Linked DNA regions of Mus musculus: region 2 is linked to region 1. A link is a contact called in ENCODE Hi-C or POLR2A ChIA-PET data. All regions are on one chromosome and are shown on one strand. Each heading gives the region's core, a stretch centred on a gene start or an enhancer-like site at or near the end of the contact. The rest is flanking DNA. Distances are from core to core; before and after follow the strand shown.

Region 1 (2,886 bases), core at 162-2,661:
TTTTATTTATTTTTTGTATATGAGTACACTGTAGCTGTCTTCAGACACAGCAGAAGAGGGCATAAGACCCCATTACAGATGGTCATGAGCCACCATGTGGGTGCTGGGAATTGAACTCAGGACCTCAGGAAGAAGAGTCAGTGCTCTTAACCACTGAGCCATCTCTCCAGCCTCCCGCCCACCTTCTGTCTTTGAAATTTACTCACTTGGCATTCCCCACACATTTGCTTTAATTAAAAAAAAAACCTTCCCTACCAGTAAACTTCATGAGGGAACATATTTGTTCCCTGCTGTACCCCAATACTCAAAATAGGGCCTGTAAGGGGAGGCACTCAACTGTTGGTTGACTGGGAAGAATATGAAGTCACCAGGAGATCTAGCTCCGAGTGACAGAGCATGTGTCTAGCACGTGCAAGGCCTGGGCTCAGTCATCAACACCAAAGAAAATAAAGGAAATAACTATGAAATACTTTCCATCTGTGTGAGACACACACAGCATTCTCTTTCTGAATGGGCAGCCCAGTTGAGTCTCAACAATAACAAAAAAAGGCTCATCGGAGCGAGTCCAAAACCCAAAAGACCTCTAGGCCAGCCTTCTTTCCTCTTTAAAACTTCATGTTTCCTGGGTTTCTCTTGGCCTTTATCTCTTCACACATCATTTCTTCTAAAACTGAAGCTTATAGGATACTCTAAATTTGGCTTTTATGATGTCAAACTATGGAGGCAATAGAGACAGACCAGCGTTCAAGAGCACCAGCTGGTCTTCCAAAGGACCAGGGCTCGATTCCCAGCACCCGTATGGCTGCTCACCTAGTGCCATGACACAACCCTCTTCTGGCCTCTGCCTGCACTGTGCACGTGCTGCACAGACGTCCAGGCTGGCAAAACACCTACACCTACAAACTGTTTTGTGGGTTTGTTTTTTTTAAGTTTTTAGGAGGAACAGAAAACTCAACAGATGTCTCCCACCTAGACCCCAACACTTCCGTTTTCTCTTCACGCCCCCACCTCACAAACTTGACTTCTCCTCCGCCACTTCCCCGGCTCATCCACACCTTCTTCCCCTGGGTTTCAGCGCTCTCTAAGCATTGGCCTAGGCGAGGGACGAGGCCATCTCTCCTCCAGCTCCTCCCACCTACCGCCGGCCTTCGCGCACACCCGCCCGGGTCCCCGGCTTCTGACCCAGCGGTAAGCCCCCAAGGATCCGAGAACCGGAGGAGAAAAGCAGGTGAGCCGCTTCTTAGGCGATCCTTGTGCGCAACCGGATAAGAGATTTTTGAACCACGCACCTCGCAGGCCAATGGAGCAGGCGGACGGAGTGCGGACAGGCCCGCAATCACCAAGCCCACACCACTCACACAGCCAAGCTCCTGGAAACGCAGATGCTACGCTCCAAGCGCGCCGCCATCTTGCGCAGCCAATCCGCGCCGTGACTGGACAGACTACTCTCGCGAGACTTTTGACTTAGCCTAAAGAAAGAAGGAACTATCGCGATACTTGGAGACGGCGGTGAGTTTTCACCCAGGTTTGGGGGTGTGGTCGGCCGGGAGTCTTCTTAGGTTAGCGGATGGAGAAGACCTCACTAGTCCGCTGGCATGCAGCTATGTGATGGAGCCCGGCCAGGAACTTGGAACTACCCTCCTCCCCTGGCCTTTCTGGGTGCTGGGATTACAGGGATGGGCTACCCCACCAAGTTGTAAACGTTTGTTTTCCTTTGTTTTGAATGTAGCTTTCTTCAGCTCTCCCCAGCCTTACTAAATAGTACTAAATCTAGTCTTGGACAGGAAATAGGAAGGCTAGATGGGTTTGATGGCAATTAACACTTAAGTGCACAGCAAATCTGTGTGATGACACAGTAGTTACAGATAAACCTGTGAGATGGGTAAATAACTGGTACTTAGAAACTGTTTTGGGTGGGATAGGGGACGGGGAAATGGCTACCCTAACAAAAGACCCAGGTTCGAGTCCCAGCCCCAATATGGTGACTCGAAACCAGCTGTAACTCTAGTCCCTAAGTGCCCTCTGGAAGGCACACGTGCACGTGGTGCACAAACATGGAGGCAAACAGCCATACACATAAAGGTAAACCTCTTTTTAAATTCTATTTTTTTTTTTTAAAGAAACTGATTTGGCTAAAAAAAGCATTGAATCTGGACTCACGAAGCAAAAGGATAAAATCCTGGCGTGCGTTTGTTTGTTTGTTTGTTTGCTCGAGACAGGGTTTCTCTGTGTAGCCCTGGCTGTCCTGGCACTCACTTTGTAGACCAGGCTGGCCTTGAACTCAGAAATCTGAACTCAGAAATGCCTCTGCCTCCCCACCAATAGGCATTTCGTTGTCAGTTTTGTACGATGTTCTGTTCCAGATTGGCCAAAGGGTGTTTTCAGATTGTCTGTGTCAGTCACCTGGAATTCCTGGAACAGTAGGACTGATCAAGAAATACTTTTATAGAGCAATGCTAGGCCTCAAAGGACGGGAATGCCTCCTCTGTACTCACTGAGGGCAATTACCTGCATAGACGAAGCTATGTGCTGCAGAAGGAACAGTTGTCTTCAGGGAGCCCAGTTGCTTCCCTCCACCTTGCAGACCAAGCAGAACAGGACCAAGACCACACTGACCTTGGCTACTTTATTAGCTATGCTAATACCCCCCCAATTGCCCTACCCCCAATTTTTCCTTCATTTAACCCTAAGTATGGTGTTATAGGCCTGTAAATCCAAGCATTTGGGATATTGAAGCTGGAGTATGAGTTCATCCTATACTGTCTATCAAGTTCCAGGCCACCCTGGTCTACATGAGACCTTGCTCAAAAAGCCAAAGCGGCAGTGTACCACTAGATCAGTGGTAGAATGCAAAGGCCTGTGTAAACTAACACCACAAAGAAGAGA
Region 2 (2,886 bases), core at 121-2,620, 77 kb before region 1:
TTTGTTTTGCTCAGAAACTATACTCTTCAATGTAACAGACTAATAAAATGCATTTGGCAATGCCTGAGGCTCTGATGGCTATTTGTGGGACTGGCTGGATGCAGTAGCTCATGTGTTAGATAGTTCGGTACATTCCAACATACAACAGTAAAGGGCGACAGCTTATAAATACAAAACAAAAAACAACAAAGACATAAAACCAAGAATGGTGTAAGAGAACCAAAGTTTTTCCTAGTGAAGAGCCACCAGTTGTGGGGCTCTGTGGCATGGGCTAGTTAGGAAGTCGGGTACCACAGAACAGTGGTCTTATACTGGCTTAACTTGTAGGGCCTCTAGACTACAGTTGAGAGGAAGTCCTTCCCGCTTCTGTGCTCCCTCCCCCCAGCTTACTACACCTCTCCACCCCCAGTGAACAAAGTGAGGCATGATCTCAGCGAGGAATGCCATGAGGCCCCAGCTCTCAGAAGGCCACCAGAAGACCTGCCCTCTGAGCCCCTCACTACCACTGAGCACATTTCTGAGATACCTGGATCAGTCTGGGGGAAGGAGCTAGAGGGTGCAGCTGCTGGGAAGGTGTGGAAAGGGCCTGCTTATAACTGCCTCGACCTTCCCTACCCTAGAGTGTTTCTGGTCATATCTTTAGCAGCTTCCTTTAACTCCTGCTTTCTGAGCAGTTTCCCAAAAGCTGAGTGTTCTAGTCCACAGTCCTGACAGTCTGGCACCAGCAACTATAACAGAATACAGGCCAGTGACCAGAGCTGGCCAGGGAAAACTGGGACACAGGAAGCCAAGGCCTGGATATGCCCTTTAGGGAAACACTCCCCACCTCCCTGCCTCCCCAGCAGGTTCTGTAACCTGGGTGATTGTTGAATCCTGCTGTGACCACATTCGCCAAAGGTCTGGGCAAATCAACCTGGGAGGAACCTGCCCCGCCCCTGTCCCCGCCCCGTCTATCCTCTCTGCTCCGCCTCCCTACTCTACATGCTAGCAGGCTATGTAGACACTACAGGGGATCCCACAGCCAACAGAGGTCTCCAGAGGGCTGGGCTAGCATTGGGCTTCATGGACACAGGCGTTGGTGAGTATTCAGGAGCTCTAAGCACAGGGAAGGAGTGGCTTGTTGCTCATCCCAAAGATGGATGGCCCAAGTCTCGGGTGGTCTTCCCAGGGCAGGGGCTTCATTCTATTCGCAGTGCTAGGCGCTGAGTGAGCACCCTCTGAGGAGTATTATTAACCCTAGCCTTCACCTGCGGCACCAGCAGACAGGACAAAGCTTTTCCTGATGCGACCAGCAGAGAGCGCTCACACCTCATGAGTCAGAATTGCTCATGTGGGAGATTGGAACTGACAATCAGCAGGGGACCCCAGAAAATAAGAGTCCAGGCTATTTACGGCCAGCACTTCTTTCCTGAGGGTAATGACGGCCCCACCCCACCCCACTCCTAGCAAAGGGACTGAGGGTTATATACAACCAGAAAACACCCACCTAACCCACACTAGACACAGTTAACAGGATCCTTGGTCTTGTTCCCCACCACTTGCCTCCAAGACAGCCCTGCTCAGAGCTACTTGGTCAGAAGTCCTCTGGACCCAGCCAAGGTCTCCACTTTTTTTTTTTTTTTTTTTGGTTTTTTCGAGACAGGGTTTCTCTGTGTAGCCCTGGCTGTCCTGGAACTCACTTTGTAGACCAGGCTGGCCTCGAACTCAGAAATCCGCCTGCCTCTGCCTCCCGAGTGCTGGGATTAAAGGCGTGCGCCACCACGCCCGGCCTAGGTCTCCACTTTCTAGATCCTGACCCCCAACCTCATTCAGCTCCATAGAGTGGAACAGAGTTAGGACCCAAAGTGGCTTTGCGAAACCCCTTACCATCTGTCCCCAGGTCCTGGGGGCTAGCCTCTGTTATCTATCCCCAGAAGGCCAGGTCAGAAGTGCCTAATGCTAAGGAAAGATATACTGAAGTGAGCAAGCAAAGGACTAAGTTTTGTAGTCTTTTTTTGTTTTCTTTTATTTTTCGAGACAGGGTTTCTCTTTATAGCCCTGACTGTCCTGGAACTCACTTTGTAGACCAGGCTGGCCTCCAACTCAGAAATCCGCCTGCCTCTGCCTCCCGAGTGCTGGTGTTAAAGGCGTGCACCACCACACCGGCTAGTTTTGTAGTCTTAACCAACAAGGTGCAACGGTATGACTTTAGCAAGTCATTGGCCATTTCTGATTTGCTCAAAAGGACTACCTCTTGCCTTATTTAACCGGCTTTTTTTTTTTTTTTTTTTTTTTTTTTTTTAAGATTTATAGCCGGGCGTGGTGGCGCACGCCTTTAACACCAGCACTCGGGAGGCAGAGGCAGGCGGATTTCTGAGTTGGAGGCCAGCCTGGTCTACAAAGTAAGTTTCAGGACAGCCAGGGCTACATAGAGAAACCTTGTCTCGAAAAACCAAAAAAAAAAAAAAAAAGATTTATTATTATATCTAAGTGCACTGTAGCTGTCTTCAGACACACCAGAAGAGGTCATCAGATCTCATTACAGATGGTTGTGAGCCACCATGTGGTTGCTGGGATTTGAACTCAGGACCTCTGGAAGTGCAGTCAGTGCTCTTAACCACTGAGCCATCTCTCCAGCCCCCTTCACTGGCTGTTTAATGAAATAAGATCATGTTTTGAAACGATGAGGACCTATACAGCCTTGTGTTGGGTCACAGTTGTGAGGCCAGATCCTTCATTGACCCAGGGTAAAGGCAGGCTATCCCTGATGTTTTTGTTTCGTTTTCTAAGACAGGGTCTATGTAGCCCTGACTGGATCAAACTCATCTTTTAGACCAGGCTGGCTTCAAACTCAGAGATCCACTTGCCTCTGTGTGTATGCCTCTTTCTGGGACTAGAGGTGTACAC

What was found. A loop is a pair of places that touch in the nucleus more often than their neighbours do. ChIA-PET counts read pairs that join two places held with the same protein, here RNA polymerase II (POLR2A).
Region 2: a loop to region 1 is called in a map of heart, with 2.4 times the contacts of the local background. The contact joins the enhancer-like site here to the promoter of Mettl16 in region 1. A Hi-C loop is called at or near these places in 1 of 37 maps with a recorded cell type or tissue (heart). POLR2A ChIA-PET finds 5 or more read pairs at or near these places in 4 of 5 experiments (Patski and embryonic stem cell).

What each region holds. Positions count from the first base shown.
Region 1 is chr11:74,769,388-74,772,273 of GRCm38, reverse strand. It overlaps Mettl16 (methyltransferase like 16), which reads right to left and starts at 1,411. Exons shown (of 10, transcript NM_026197.3): 1 at 1,290-1,411.
Region 2 is chr11:74,846,440-74,849,325 of GRCm38, reverse strand. Sgsm2 (small G protein signaling modulator 2) reads left to right here. Exons shown (of 23, transcript NM_197943.3): 23 at 1-62. Among named protein-coding and RNA genes, the nearest start is that of Mnt, 17 kb to the right of the region's middle. Within about 2 kb of position 1,370, at least 1 of the 3 ENCODE cell types and tissues checked has a DNase peak (open chromatin) inside an H3K27ac peak, as active enhancers do; it is heart, where a contact is called at or near this core.